Regions from separate parts of the Homo sapiens genome. Here region 2 is linked to region 1. A link is a contact called in ENCODE Hi-C or POLR2A ChIA-PET data. All regions are on one chromosome and are shown on one strand. Each heading gives the region's core, a stretch centred on a gene start or an enhancer-like site at or near the end of the contact. The rest is flanking DNA. Distances are from core to core; before and after follow the strand shown.

Region 1 (6,970 bases), core at 598-3,097:
ACAAACTATCAGTGAAAATTTTGCAGATCCAAAAGATATTTACCCACCAAATATATACTATTGGCAATCTGAATATTAAGTATTAATATGTATTATCATTTATCTGTAGATTAAAAGTAAAGATCAATAAATAAGAGTTGTAATAGTTTCTGATCATCCTCAGTATCAGTGATGGATGCACATCATTTAGAAGATCACTGTTACATACCACATAACTCAGATAACATGTCTATTATCAGGTTACCCTAATAACATGAGAGAGGCAAAATGACTCAGAGAAAACAATCAGATTCATCAGTGTGAAATCATGAGAACCAAAGGAAAAAAAATTTTTTTTTTTAGTCAGGGTCTCACTCTGTTGCCCAGGCTGGAGTGCATGGTAGATCATAGCTTACTGCAGCTTCAAACTCCTGGGTTCAAGCAATCTTCCCATTTCAGCCTCCCAAAGTGCTGGGCCAAAAAAATTTTTTAACAATATCATCTTATCTGGTTTAGGAAGTTTACATTTTCTTTATCTGGTGATCTTCTAGTCAAAGGACAACCCAGTCAAATCTAACATCTCAATATCTTGAATTCACTTCCATCTCCTTTATAAAGACAGATCATTTATTCATGGTAACTGTGGCTGACGCAGAAATATCCAAAGTAATTATACCACTCCTTTACCTACTTACTCTTTTAAACAACATAGTACTGTATTCTAGAAAGTGATACAAAAATATAGTTAATCTACATGAATCATCTCCCAATTTTACTTAAAAATATTTCTGGTTCCTTTATTACCAAATGAAGCCCATTCTACCTTCAGTAATATGCTGTATACCAAACACACATTTTAACCTAACAGCTTAAATTTTAAGATATTTCCCTGTTTAAAAAAAAAATCAGTTCAACAACTTAATTACTTATTGACTTGCTAAGACAAATGAAGATTTGTATTTTACACACATAAGGAATGTTTATAAAGCTTCTTTTCTTCTCTGGCCTATGAAATTCTGTATGTCCATACATGGTCAAATACAAAGAAGTCAGCGACATATGGAAGAGATCCAGAAAACATAACTGCAAACTAGTGCCATTCACAGGATCCAACTGGACCCTATCATCTGCTTTTACAAGTATCCTCATGGGATCCATGGAAAACAAATTAGTTCGAGTCCAAGAATTTCAAACTTTTCTTAACAAATCTATTCCAAATGGCCACTTTCCCGTGCACTTTCCTTAAGCAGGCCACATCAACATCTTTTATGGCATCACTCAGGGTTCTCTAAGATTAGCTGCATAATTTAATACCAAAAAAATGAATCAAGAACATTGTCAAATGTTTTTCCCTGAAAAATAAATAAAACTAAAACTATCGTCTATGAATCATCTATGTATAATTCATCTATTGAGACCTCTTTTGGCATCCGAGATTCCAGAAATCAAAGGTACTCATTTTCTAATACTGAGTGTATACAGTATACAAGAGTATTAGTATACTGAGTTTTCAGTTTTACAATCTGAGGAAAAAAAGTCAAACAATGTTGATTATACAGCTTCATATACACTAACCTTTTCTAACTTAATGTTTATACGCCATTTATTAAGGTAAATTAAGAAGTTATTTAATTAAGCATATAACATTTTGAAGAGAGGGTTAAAATTTTCTGTCAAGAGCTTACCTCTACCTACACTTGCTCAAGAGGTAGCATTACAGCCAAAACTCTGAAGACATTGGAATGGCCTGAGATACTCCACTTAGCTCAAACACAAAAACTATCTATTTCCCTTATTTATTGGCTCAAAAGATGAATATCATCTTAAATGTTTCATCGTGTTCCACAAGACAATGAAAGAGGAAGTAACCAATAGTAGAACAGTTATGCCTGAAGAATACTTCCTTCTCACGAAGACCCAGGACTACTTTACTGAGAAGAAAGTTGATCCCAAAACTCTAATTTGGCTTTCTATTCTGAACCTCTCCACTCCTCATATCCCTGTCTCCTTACTGAGACCTCAAATCCCTTGCCCCTCTCATTTTCTATTAGCAACCTCCTTCCCAAAACCTTTATTTCTTTCCCTTTCCAACTCAAATCCCATTCTGGATTAACCCCTCTTTCTATTCCTATACCATAAAATTCATGACCTTCAACCTCAAAAAGAATTTCTCTGCTAATATTACTCTTATGTGCTCCTTAGTCTCATGCCTCTCCCATTTCCTAATAGGCTCTTCCCAAGCCCGTGCCTGTCACAATGCTCAGTGAAGTACCTCACATCACCACTTAAAAATGAGACCATTCCCAGTCTGTCTGAATCAGCACTGTACCTTCCATGGTACAGTGTGTGTGAAATTTATCTTTTTCCTAAAGCTAATTTCTCAATCTATTCTAGGGAACTGATTAATTTCCATTTTAGATTCATCTTGACAACCGTTTACACTATTTCCCCTATATCTTCAAGACTACTGGGCTTGGTAAAGAGCCAGCCAACTATTAAAAAGATTACATTCTCATTTTCTAACTATATTCAGGCTTCTTGAATGACTCTGACCCTGTCCATAATATGGCATGTTCTTTCCTAACTGGGCACAAGAGTTTAGATTATCTTCAGCTAGTTTTCAGTATATAAAGGAATACACCTCTATGGTTCAATCAGGAAAGAGGACTTCTACAGGATTCTACTAAGGATCAATCTGGTTCTCAAATGTTACAGGTCTTCTTTTTGGTACAGAAAAGATATTTAACAGTGGTGCACAGGCCTGTCTTAAAAATCCTACTAGAGATATTCTCTAGTACCTCCATTACCCCTTTGTTTTCAAGATAAAGAGAGTTTCCGGGAAGATATTCACAACAGAAGAGGATATTTTTGAAGTGTTACTTTAAAGGAAGGTAAAATGGGTTTAGGCAATTTATTTTGAAGCTAAGCCAATGTAAGAATTCTAAAATAAATTGAGGGCATGTCACATCTTTAACAGATGCTCACCTGGGGAGAAAATGTCTGCAATATCTAAAATGTAGGGGATTATTAGATTTTTCAAACTCCTATAAATCAGCAAGAAAATGACAGAAAATATTAAGATTACCAAAAGACTTTAATGAAATCTGAACAGTTATTGAGTACAAGACATGTTCAACCTCACTAGAAATCAAATAAAATAAACTCAAATACCTTTATATCTTTATGCACACACAACAGCAATGAGTGCCTAAGTCTACTAAGACATGCACAAGAATGTTCCCGTTAGTAAAAAACTGAAAACCCAAAGGCTTATCTACAATAAATAATAAAGGATATACTTTATACATTCACACAATGGAGTATTATACGACGATGAAAAAAACAACTACACCCAACATGAGTAAATAATACAGACATAATCTTCACTGAAAGAAAACAGATACAAAAAAGTATACGTATATAACGTTCAAGAACAGGCAAATTTATGGAGAAGGCAGTCAGTAAGGTGTTTATCTTTGGGGGTTGTAATACTGAATGCGAGTGAGCACATGGAAGAAACTAGGGTTCTGGAAATGAACTGTATATTAATTTGGATAGTGGTTAGTTTTACCTTTCATATCTAAATTCATAAATACTTAAGTGAAGGTATTCATAATAGATACCCAAATTAAGAAAGTTCAAAGTTCATTTTCTTGCTTAGGTTTAAAATTTCCAATATTTATCACAAAATAAATAAGCATGTAGGATCAAGTTTTTAGAGTAGAATTTTGCAGGTAATTTTAAATCTCAAGCCCTATGAAGGTTACTAAAAAAAAAAAAATTCCCAAAATAGAAACATTAAAAAGGAGAAATAAGATATTTACTTCAAAAAATTACTCCTTTGGGGTCTTGCAGTATGATATATATGAGTTACTGCTCAGAATATATAGACTGTCCTCCTATCCTGTGCACTGGGATGCTCACTACCACTTCTTCAAATCCAGCTAAAAGCATCACGGCCTCAATGAAGCCTACTTCAGCCAGAACTGTTCACGTGCCTCCTCTCTGCTCGTGTCCTACATATTACCTAAGCAGAGCTCACCAACAATATTTTTCATCAACAGCTTAGAGCAGCGCTGCCAAATAAAAATACCATGTCGGTCATGTAAGTAATTTAAAATTTTCTTAGTAGCCACTTTTAAAATAGGAAAAAGGTGAAATCAGTCAATTTTATTTAACCCGATACATCCAAAATATTATCACTGCAGTATACAATCAATATAAAAAATTACGGAGATTTTCTTTTCCATGCTCAGTCTTAGAAATCTGTGGCATATTTTATATTTGCAGAACATCACAATTCAGACTACCCACATTTCAAAGATTAATAGCCACATGTGGCTACAGGCTGCTGTACTATTTAATAAAAAGTGCATATCTAGAGTCTAGCCCCTTGCTTTATAAAGTGTGATCTACCATCCAGCGGCATCAGCATCACCTGGGATCTTGTTAGAAATGTAGAAAGGCAGCCCATCTCAGAACTACTAGAAGAAATAAATTTAACAGGATACCCAGGATTGGAATGCGTAGCAAAGACTGAGAAGCAGTAAATTAGATCACATATAGCATGGGAGTTTTACAGAATTGCTATTGCCATTCAACTATGATATGGTATTATCCCACTGACTAATATAGAACACTATTTAAATAACAATAGTTTTTCTATGAATCATGTTTTCTCTACACTGTCCAATGCAATTTTCTACAATGATGAAAATCTTCATATATGTGCTGCACAAAATGGCAGCCACTTGCCACATGTGGCTGTTGAGCACTTGAAATGTATCTGGAGCAAATGAGAAATTGCATTTTAATTTAATTAATTTTAATTGATTTAAACATGTGGCAAATGACTATCATACTACATAGCACAACTCCAGGGGAATTGGTTACTATGTCACAGTGTCATCTCTAGGAGAATCCTTAGGACAAATTTGGAAAGTTCTAGTCAAGATAATTCTTTCGATTAACTGTACTTCCTCTGTTTTTTTGATTTTATGAAGTCATATTTACCATCTTACACTGGCTAAGGGCAAATTTGCATCTTACCTCTAGGGAAGCATAATGAAAGTTACAACACGTGCTTTGTGTGTATTAATATTATTCCAGCTTATCATCAATTAAAAATACCAATATGTAGACCTGTACAGGCTTTTTAATTCTCTGAGAAGGACCTGGATACTCTGGAGAATACAAATCTGTGAGGAATAATGAGTTGATTAATATCAACTTTCCCAATCCAGATTCGCCTAAAAGAAATAAGGGAAAATATCTGTTAAACTCACCCACTTTACTCAACCTTAAATATTCAACAGATGCTGTAATTGAACTTGCTTTATGCAAGTATTTCTTGGTGAGACAATGAAATGACATTAGAAAATATGCTACAAAGAATAAGTAACTTGTCCTCAGTTTCTTAGCTATCAAATTAAACTCACATTTCCAAGGATTCTTTTCAGCCTTCTAATTATACCACTTATATTCATTAAAAGTAATGTATCTAATAATTACATTTTTAACAGTAATGTATTCCCAAAGAAAAAAAGTCAGTCATTATTTAAAAATCCAAGTTGGATTATATATCACTGCTTCAGTGAAATAAAGTTTTTCTTTATTAATAGACAATAATGAATGAATAATAAACAAGAAATCATGCAGCTATAAAAAGCAAAAATCTGCTAATACAAAGAATAATTAATCACAATGAACATCTCCGTATAAAATTCTAAATCACAAAAAATACTTTCTAATTTTGCCGCCCATCAGCCTAAATATAAGGGTGCTTCTCCACAAACCAGAATCCAAAAAATCTTAGGTAATTACTTTTTCTACCACTTCTACTCAAGGTAGGAGGTAGACACGAAGGAAGCTAGGGCATGATTTCTACTCTGACCACATACTCTTTTTTGACTCTCCGTGTTTAGTCCAATATACATAGTCCGGTGTATAGTAATTATTACAAGTATACCAAAATATAAATGGCTTCAAGGTATATATAACCTAAGGTTAAAACAAATTATAAATCAGATTATGATAATTAACATGGCACAGAGTTAAAGTATTTATTGTTAATAACTCACTTAGCATAATAGGCATGTTTAGCCTAAGTAACTGGTGTCACAATATTTTTATGCCTAGGAGGAATTCTTTTTATATTAGCTCTCAAAAGAGATAAGATTCTCTCCGCGTGGTTTGGGCTTACCCCTTTGACTGAGAGCATGCCACTTTTTACTAGAGGTTGATGTATGACTCAACTTAGAGTTGAGGATGAAAAGTGGGGATCATAGCACCTGCCTATACCCTGGTACAGATCATATGATGTTGATTTATTTATTTGTGGAGTCAGGGTCTCGCTGTGTTGCCCAGGCTGGAGTGCAGTGGTACGATCATGGCTCACTGCAGCCTTGAACTCCTGGGTGTGGTGGTGCGCACCTGTAGTCCCAGCAACTCTGGCAGGCTGAGGCAGGAGAATCGCTTGAACTCAGGAGGCGGAGGTTGCAGTGAGCCGAGATTACGCCACTACACTCCAGCCTGGAGACAAAGTAAGACTCCATCTCAGGAAAAAAAAAATTTAAATTAAAAAGTTCTAGTATCTAAAATGAGCAAAATCGCCAGGCGCGGTGGGTCACACTTGTAATCCCAGCACTTTGGGATGCAGAAGTGGGTGGACCAGCCGAAGTCAGAGGTTGAGACCAGCCTGCAGTGAGCCGAGATTGCACCACTGCACTCCAGCCTGGGAGACAGAGTGAGACTCCATTTCAAAAAAAGAATTAGCCAAGCGTGGTAGCATGCACCTGTAGTCCTAGCTACCGGGGAGGCTGACAGGGAAGGATTCCTTGAGCCCGAAGGTCAAGGCTGCAGTGAGCCTTGTTTGCACCAACTCACTCCAACCTGGGCAAGACCCCATCTCAAAAAAGAAAAAAAACCCACAAAAACAAAAAACAAAACAGAACAGAACAGCATCACTTCCTTATCATTAGTTTGAAGGAAG
Region 2 (7,059 bases), core at 1,322-3,821, 330 kb before region 1:
GTCACATACCCATGAAGTCAACCCTAAGTGTAGGATAGTATTCTATGACAAATTATAGACTAATAAACTATATTGCCTAGTACATGTCATGATACTACTAGGCCTTTCAATGTGGTTGTTTATTTGTTCGTTTTTTTGAGATGGAGTTTTGCTCTTGTTGCCCAGGCTAGAGTGCAATGGCGCAATCTCAGCTCACTGCAACCTCTGCCTCCCAGGTTCAAGTGATTCTCCTGCCTCAGCCTCCCAAGTAGCTAGGATTACAGGCATGGGCCACCACACCCGGATAATTTTGTATTTTTAATAGAGACAGGGTTTCACCACATTGGTCAGGCTAGTCTTGAACTCCTGACCTCAGGTGATCCACCTGCCTCTGCCTCCCAAAGTGCTGGTAGTATAGGCATGAGCCACCATGCCTGGCCTCAGTGTGTTTTCATTCTATGTTGGACATTTGGCATGCACAGAATTACATTTCATTTTAAAAATTACTGAGCATTGACTACATTTGTACTATATGCTGTAGGGAATCTTTGCTAACATTTAATCAAGCACATAAATACCTAATCAAATTTTTTAAATGTTATAAAAAGTTAGTTATAATTCTTCCACTTTTCCCCACAAGCCTAAAGCGCAGAGCAGAGACTGAAACTGGTAGGCACTCAATAAACACTTGTTGAATGAATGCAAGAAGGCTGGAAAGTCCAATATCAAGGAGTTGTTATTTGGTGAGGGCCTTCTTGCTGTGTCATCCCATGGCAAAAGGCAGAATGGCAACAAAAGAGCCAAATTTTATTCAGCCTTAAAAGTGAAGGAAAGGCCAGGTGCGGTGGCTTATACCTGTAATCCCAGCACTTTGGGAGGCCAAGGCAGGTGGATCACCTCAGGTCAGGAGTTGGAGATCAGCCTGGCCAACATGGCAAAACGCCATTTCTACTAAAAATACAAAAAATTAGCCGGGTGTGGTGGTACACACCTGTAGTCCCAACTACTTGGGAGGCTGAGGTGGTAGAATCTCTTGAACCCAGGAGGCGAAGGTTGCAGTGAGCTGAGATTGCGCCACTGCACTCCAGCCTGGGCAACAGAGCAAGACTCTGTATCAAAAAAAAAAAAAAAAAAAAAAGAAAAGAAAGAAGGAAATTCTAACACATGCTATATGAGGGCATTAAGCTAAGAAACAAGCCAGTCACAAAAGTCAAATACTGGAAGATTCCACTTATATGAGGAAGTTAGTGTAGTCAAAATCATAAAGACAGTAAGTAGAATGGTAGTTGCCAGGGGCTGGGGGGAGGGAGGAATGGGGAGTTATTTTTTAATTAGTATAGAGTTTTAGTTGTACAAGATGAAAAGAGTTCTGGAACTAGATGGCAGTGATGGTTGCATATTATGAATGTATTATCACTAAACTGCACACTTTAAAATGTTTAAGATGGTGAATGTTCTTATATTTTACAACTAAAAAAATAAAAAATAAAACTACACATAGTGAAGAAGTAGGAAATGAAGTTGCAACCAAACGGATCAATATTTTGAGTGGGAAATCTAATACTTAATTCAGTGCTAATTTTTATATTTTTAGTAGAGACAAGGTTTCACCATGTTGGCCAGGCTGGTCGTGAACTCCTGACCTCAAGTGATCTGCCCGCCTCGGCCTCCCAAAGTGCTGGGATTACAGGTGTGAGCCACCGTGCCCGGCCTCACGCCCTTCTCTTAATTCCATTTTCTCTCCCCTCTGCCCCTTAATACACTGCACTTAACCTTGTCATAAGCCAAGGAGGACCTGAAATAAGAATACTCAAAACACGGTTGAAATAAACAAGAAGACAGAAACTAAAGCCAGCATTTTTTTTTTAATGCTTGGTAACTGTCCCTTTGTGTCTCCCTAAGTGCAGGATAAACTTCTTGGGGCAAATACAAACGTTTGATAAAATTCTGGGCCAAGGAGTCCTGCACTGGATATATTCAACAAATTACCTGCCGATGATAACAGCGTAAGTCAAACGAGTTCTAAAAGTAACAAATGACTTAGTTATCTGGATAAATCCGTCCTTCCTTTTCTTTTTCACCTAGCCCTTTTGTCGGGCCTCTAAAATGTAAGATAACTACGTGGGAAAGCAAGCAGCGGCTGGTGGTGTGTTTTTACCCTGATTTTATCACTCCAAGTATCTACCGTGGCTGGTTTTGCGAAGACTAGCTTTGTATCAGAATGAGGTGTGGCTGGAACGCCTGAGGAAAGCAAACCAAGTTTTCCAGAGGACGCCGTTGACAGCGTCTCCGCACACCGCGCCGGGGTAGGAACTTCCTCCCACCTGGTTCGCCCGGCGGGGAACCAATAAAGTTGAGCGCGTTCAAAGGGGTCCTAATCTTCCAGGGTCCACTGGGCAGGCCTGCAAAATAAGGCCCCTAGAAACTCCCTGAGGTTTTCAAGTCTTCTCCCTCTCCTCGGAATTTTTTCCCCTTCATTCGCATTACTTTTATTCTGACGGAAACGGCGCGGGCTAGGCCCCAGGAGGGGCGCATTTCAGGTGCAACTGGCCCGGCGATCGCGGCGGGCAACCCCTACGAGGCCCCCGGTTGACTAGGAGCTGGCGGTCCGAGCTGTGGCTTGGAAGACCGACGCGATGAAGCCCAGACCTGCAGGGTTCGTGGATAATAAACTCAAGCAGCGAGTCATCCAGGTGTGTATTCTGCACCGCTTGGCCTCGCCAAGGGCCCCGATCGCTGCCCCAGGGTGCCACTCCCCTTTTGTCGGGTGGCATCCAGGTGGAACTCAACTAGTCTTCTTTCCCCAGTCTGGGTCTGGGCGTGCGTCTGTTTCTCCTTAGTTGGTGCTGCCGGGGCCTTCCCTACCCACGTTGGTGCGGAGTCTCAGGGAGAAGCCGGGGATGGTGGGAGGGTGCAGCTTGGTAGGGCTGCCCAAGTTGTCTGGTCGTCTTCAGCGCAGATCATTCAGTAGAGTGGAGGTAGCCTTTGAATTTTAACCTCTTTGGCTTGTGAAGTTAGCACAGGAATGGTCTTCAAACGCTCGCATTGTAAGAGGTCCTTGAGAAGGGGTGGCATAAATAATATGTTAATTTCCGTTCTCAAGGAACTTACACACTAAAACGAGATAACATGGGTCTGGCAACAGTAACAGGCACTTTGCCTACGGTTTTCTCATTTTCATGACCATCAGTAAAAAGCAGTGTGTGGCAAATACCTCAGAATGTAAGCAAGCAGTCTGAGTTAAAAGGTGGGAGAGAATTTTCTTCACTTAGGAATTTGTGAGCTACACATTCTCCTTGTTTTTCTTTCACTTCACCAGCCCCTAAACAATCTCCTTTTCGGACCCATCTTTTCCTACCAACTTGTAAATGTTGGAAGTGCTCTGTGCCACTGTTCTCTTACCTCCCCTTCCTCCTCTTTCCTCATACACCTTTCTTATCTATCCATACTTCCTATGTGATCTCATTTAGTGTAATAACCTTTGAGTAGTATCTACATACTCTATTATCTATGTATTTATTTCATTTTATTTTTATTTTTCTGAGACATAGTCTCGCTCTGTTGCCCAGGCTAGAGTGCAGTGGCTGTTTATGGGCACAATCATAACTCACTGCACCCTCGGCCTCCCTGACTCAAGTGATCCTCCCTCCTCAGCCTCCCCAGTAGCTGGGACTACAGGTGTGCACCACCACACCTGGCTAATTTATTATTATTATTATTATTTGTAGAGACGGGGTTCCACTATGTTACTCTGGCTGGTCTCTAACTCCTGGGCTCAAGCGATCGGGCCTCAGCCTCCCAAAGTGCTGGGATTACCGGTGCAAGCTGCTGCACTGGCCTCTGTATATTTATGACTGCTAACTTTATATCTCCAGTCCAGATTTTATCTTGAAGTACAGATTGATATATCCAGCTGCCTAGTCAGCATATCTCCAAATTAAAATGGCCAAGTGGAATTTGTGATTTTTTTCTTCCTTCAAATCTGCCCTTTCTTAGTGTTCTGTATCTCAGTAAATGATACTACCGTTCGTCCTGTTGTTAAGGCCAAAAACCTTAAGGATCATTCTGAGTCTTTCATTTCCTGTATACCATCTGTCAACAGCCTGGTTGGCTTTACTTTCAAAATATATTCCAAGTACTTCTTACTGTCTTTCCCTGTAACCATCTTAGTCCAAACCATCATCTCTACCTTATACTATTACAATAGCCTCCTAACTGATCTCTCTGATTCTGCTTTTACCTAAAGCCTATTCCCCACAGAGCAGCCAGAGACATCTAATTTTTTTTTTTTTTTCTGCTCACTGCAACCTCTGCCTCCTGGGTTCAAGTGATTCTCCTGCCTCAGCCTCCCGAGTACGTGGGATTACAAGTGCATGCCATCACGCCTGGCTACTTTTTGTATTTTTAGTAGGGATGGGATTTCACCATGTTGGCCAGGCTAGTCTCGAACTCCTGACCTCAGGTGATCTGCCCGCCTCAGCCTCCCAAAGTGCTGGGATTACAGGCGTGGCCAAGACATCCTTTTAAAGGGAAAAATCGGGCTAGGGGAGGGATAGCATTAGGAAAAATACCTAATGTAGATGACGGGTTGATGGGTGCAGGAAACCACCATGGCACCTGTATACCTATGTAACAAACCCGCATGTTCTGCACATGTATCCCAGAACTTAAAGTATAACTAAAAAAAAGGGGGGGGAAATCAGAGCTTGCCATAGCCCTGCTCAAAACCTTTCAGTGGAGTCACAGACATCTAGAGTAAAACCCAGTCTGAAAAGCCCTGCATATTCTGGCCTCTGTTGTCCTAGTTTACTTTTCCTCTCCTGTCCCAGCCACACAGACCTTCTCAAACATGCCAAGCACAGGACCTTTGTTCTCGTTGTTCAGTCACTCTGAATTACTCTTCCTCTGGATGTTCCCGCGTCCCACAACTTGCTCCTTCACTTTATTGAGGTTTCTGAGCAGTGACTCCTAATTACTGGATCTAGTGGCCTCTTCTCTGTCCTCACACTTGACTCTTTTCAGCGTTTGACATTATCAGTTTTCCTCTATAGCTTTCACTTTGGTTCATTATAAAAGTACAAATGAATATCCCTTATTCTAAATGCTTAAGACCAAAAAATGTTTCAGATTGATTTTTTTCAGGTTTTGGAATGTTTGCATATACATAATGAGATATTTGGGGATGGGACCCAAGTTAAACATGAAGTTTATTTATGTTTCATATACACCTTACACACATAGCCTGAAGATAGTCTTACACAATATTTTAAATAAATTTTCACTTAGCTATATATTTAATTTAATTTTAATTTTTTATTTTTGAGACTGGGTCTAGCTCTGTCACCCAGGCTGGAGTGCAGTGGTGTGAACACTGCTCACTGCCATCTCAAACTCGTGGGGTCAAGTGATTCTCCCACCTCAGCCTCCCATGTAGCTGGGACCACAGGTATGCACCACCATGTCTGGCTAATTTTAAAATTTTTTGTAGAGATGAGATCTTACCACCTTGCCCAGGCTGGTCTCGAACACCTGGACTGAAGCAATCCTCCCGCCTTGGCCTCTCAAAGTGCTGGGATTACGGGTGTGAGCCACCACGCCCGGGCTTATTTATGTATTTATTTTTGAGATAAGGTCTCGTTCTGTTATCCAGGCTGGAGTGCAGTGGCTCGATCATAGCTCACTGCAACCTCTAAGTCTGGGCTTAAGCGATCTCCCACCTTGGCCTCCCAAAATGCTGGGAGTATAAGCACAAGCCACCACATCCAACCAACTTTTTAATTTTTTTGTAGAGATGAGGTCAAACTTTGTTGCCCAGGGTGGTCTCAAACTCCTGGGCTCCCAAAGTGTTGGGATTACAGATATGAGCCACCATGCCCAGCCAAAAGGTGATTTAATATTGAAACTAAATTGCCTCAAGCTAGTAGTTCTGCAGTATCTGACAGATGTCAAATATCACTGTGTTCCTTGAAGTTTAAAATATCCCCTCCTACCCTTATGAGTTTACTGCAGTGTTCTGGGGTGTTTGGAAACCTAGGATATTAGTAAGTAAGCCCTCACTTACTGCCTTATAACTATTCTGATAATTATTAGTATTGTATTATAGTGATTAATAATGTTAATTAAATTTTCTGATTTCATATTTGACAATTATTTGGTTACTTTTATTTATGTTTCTGGTACACTTTATTAACGAAGAGTTTATCTTAAAGTATAATGTGTTCAGATAGCTCAATCTGTTGATTAAAATCACTGAGTTTGAAATATTGGGTGTTTTGTATTTGTTATATTTTCTGTTTTAGTACCTTACCAGTAACAAATGTGGCAAATATGTGGACATTGGAGTCTTAGCGTCTGATTTACAAAGAGTGTACAGGTAAATAAATATAGTTTCCGGATCCTTGGATTTTTATGTCTCCTTTACCATTTTAAAAGTTTATATCCTGCCTAAATTTCCAGTTGATATCAGTAGCTGCTGGCATTAGTTCACCAATCCATAATCTTGGAACTCAATTCAGTTATGCAAACATTTATCAAATACCTATTATGTGCAGTAAAATGTCTTTTGTACTGTGGGAAATGGGTCACTGCTTATCTTTTAGTACCTGACAGTCTGGTCAAGAGATAGAGATGTTATTATATCACTTCCTTTCCTGCTACATTAGAAAATTAAAACCGGGCCAGTCATAATGGCTCATGCCTGTAATCTCAACACTTTGGGAGGCTGAGGTGGGAGGATGGCTTAAGCCCAGGAGTTTGAGACCAGCCTGGGCAACATGGTGAAACCCCATCTGTACAAAAAATATACAAAAATTTGCCAGGCTTGGTGGCATGCACCTGTGGTCCCACCTACTTGGGAGGCTGAGGTGGGAGGATCACTTGAGCCCAGGAGGTCAAGGCTGTAGTGAGCTGTGGTCACGCCACTGCACTCTAACCTCAGTGACAGAATAAGATCCTGTCCCAAAAAAGAAAGAAAATTAAAACCATCACCAGCAGGTATGATCTCCCTGAGTTTCCTGACTCCTTTCTTTTTGAGACAGAATTTCGCTCTTGTTGCCCAGGCTGGAGTGCAATGGCATGACC

The links. A loop is a pair of places that touch in the nucleus more often than their neighbours do. ChIA-PET counts read pairs that join two places held with the same protein, here RNA polymerase II (POLR2A). Pooled maps may share reads with other maps.
Region 2: a map of CD4-positive, alpha-beta T cell shows a loop between it and region 1 (7-fold over the local background). The contact joins the promoter of NVL here to the enhancer-like site in region 1. A Hi-C loop is called at or near these places in 7 of 168 maps with a recorded cell type or tissue (B cell, CD4-positive, alpha-beta T cell, CD8-positive, alpha-beta T cell and 4 more), 25 of 37 single-sample maps with no recorded cell type and 21 of 50 pooled maps. POLR2A ChIA-PET finds 5 or more read pairs at or near these places in 3 of 52 experiments (CD4-positive, alpha-beta T cell, MCF 10A and activated B cell).

Annotation. Positions count from the first base shown.
Region 1 is chr1:223,994,153-224,001,122 of GRCh38, reverse strand. It overlaps the pseudogene SEPTIN7P13. Among named protein-coding and RNA genes, the nearest start is that of FBXO28, 120 kb to the left of the region's middle. Within about 2 kb of position 1,847, at least 3 of the 41 ENCODE cell types and tissues checked have a DNase peak (open chromatin) inside an H3K27ac peak, as active enhancers do; they include B cell, where a contact is called at or near this core.
Region 2 is chr1:224,325,684-224,332,742 of GRCh38, reverse strand. It overlaps NVL (nuclear VCP like), which reads left to right and starts at 2,571. Exons shown (of 23, transcript NM_002533.4): 1 at 2,571-2,672; 2 at 6,279-6,352. The coding sequence starts at 2,616. RefSeq lists enhancers at 2,354-2,503, 2,524-2,573, 2,764-2,813, 2,864-3,003.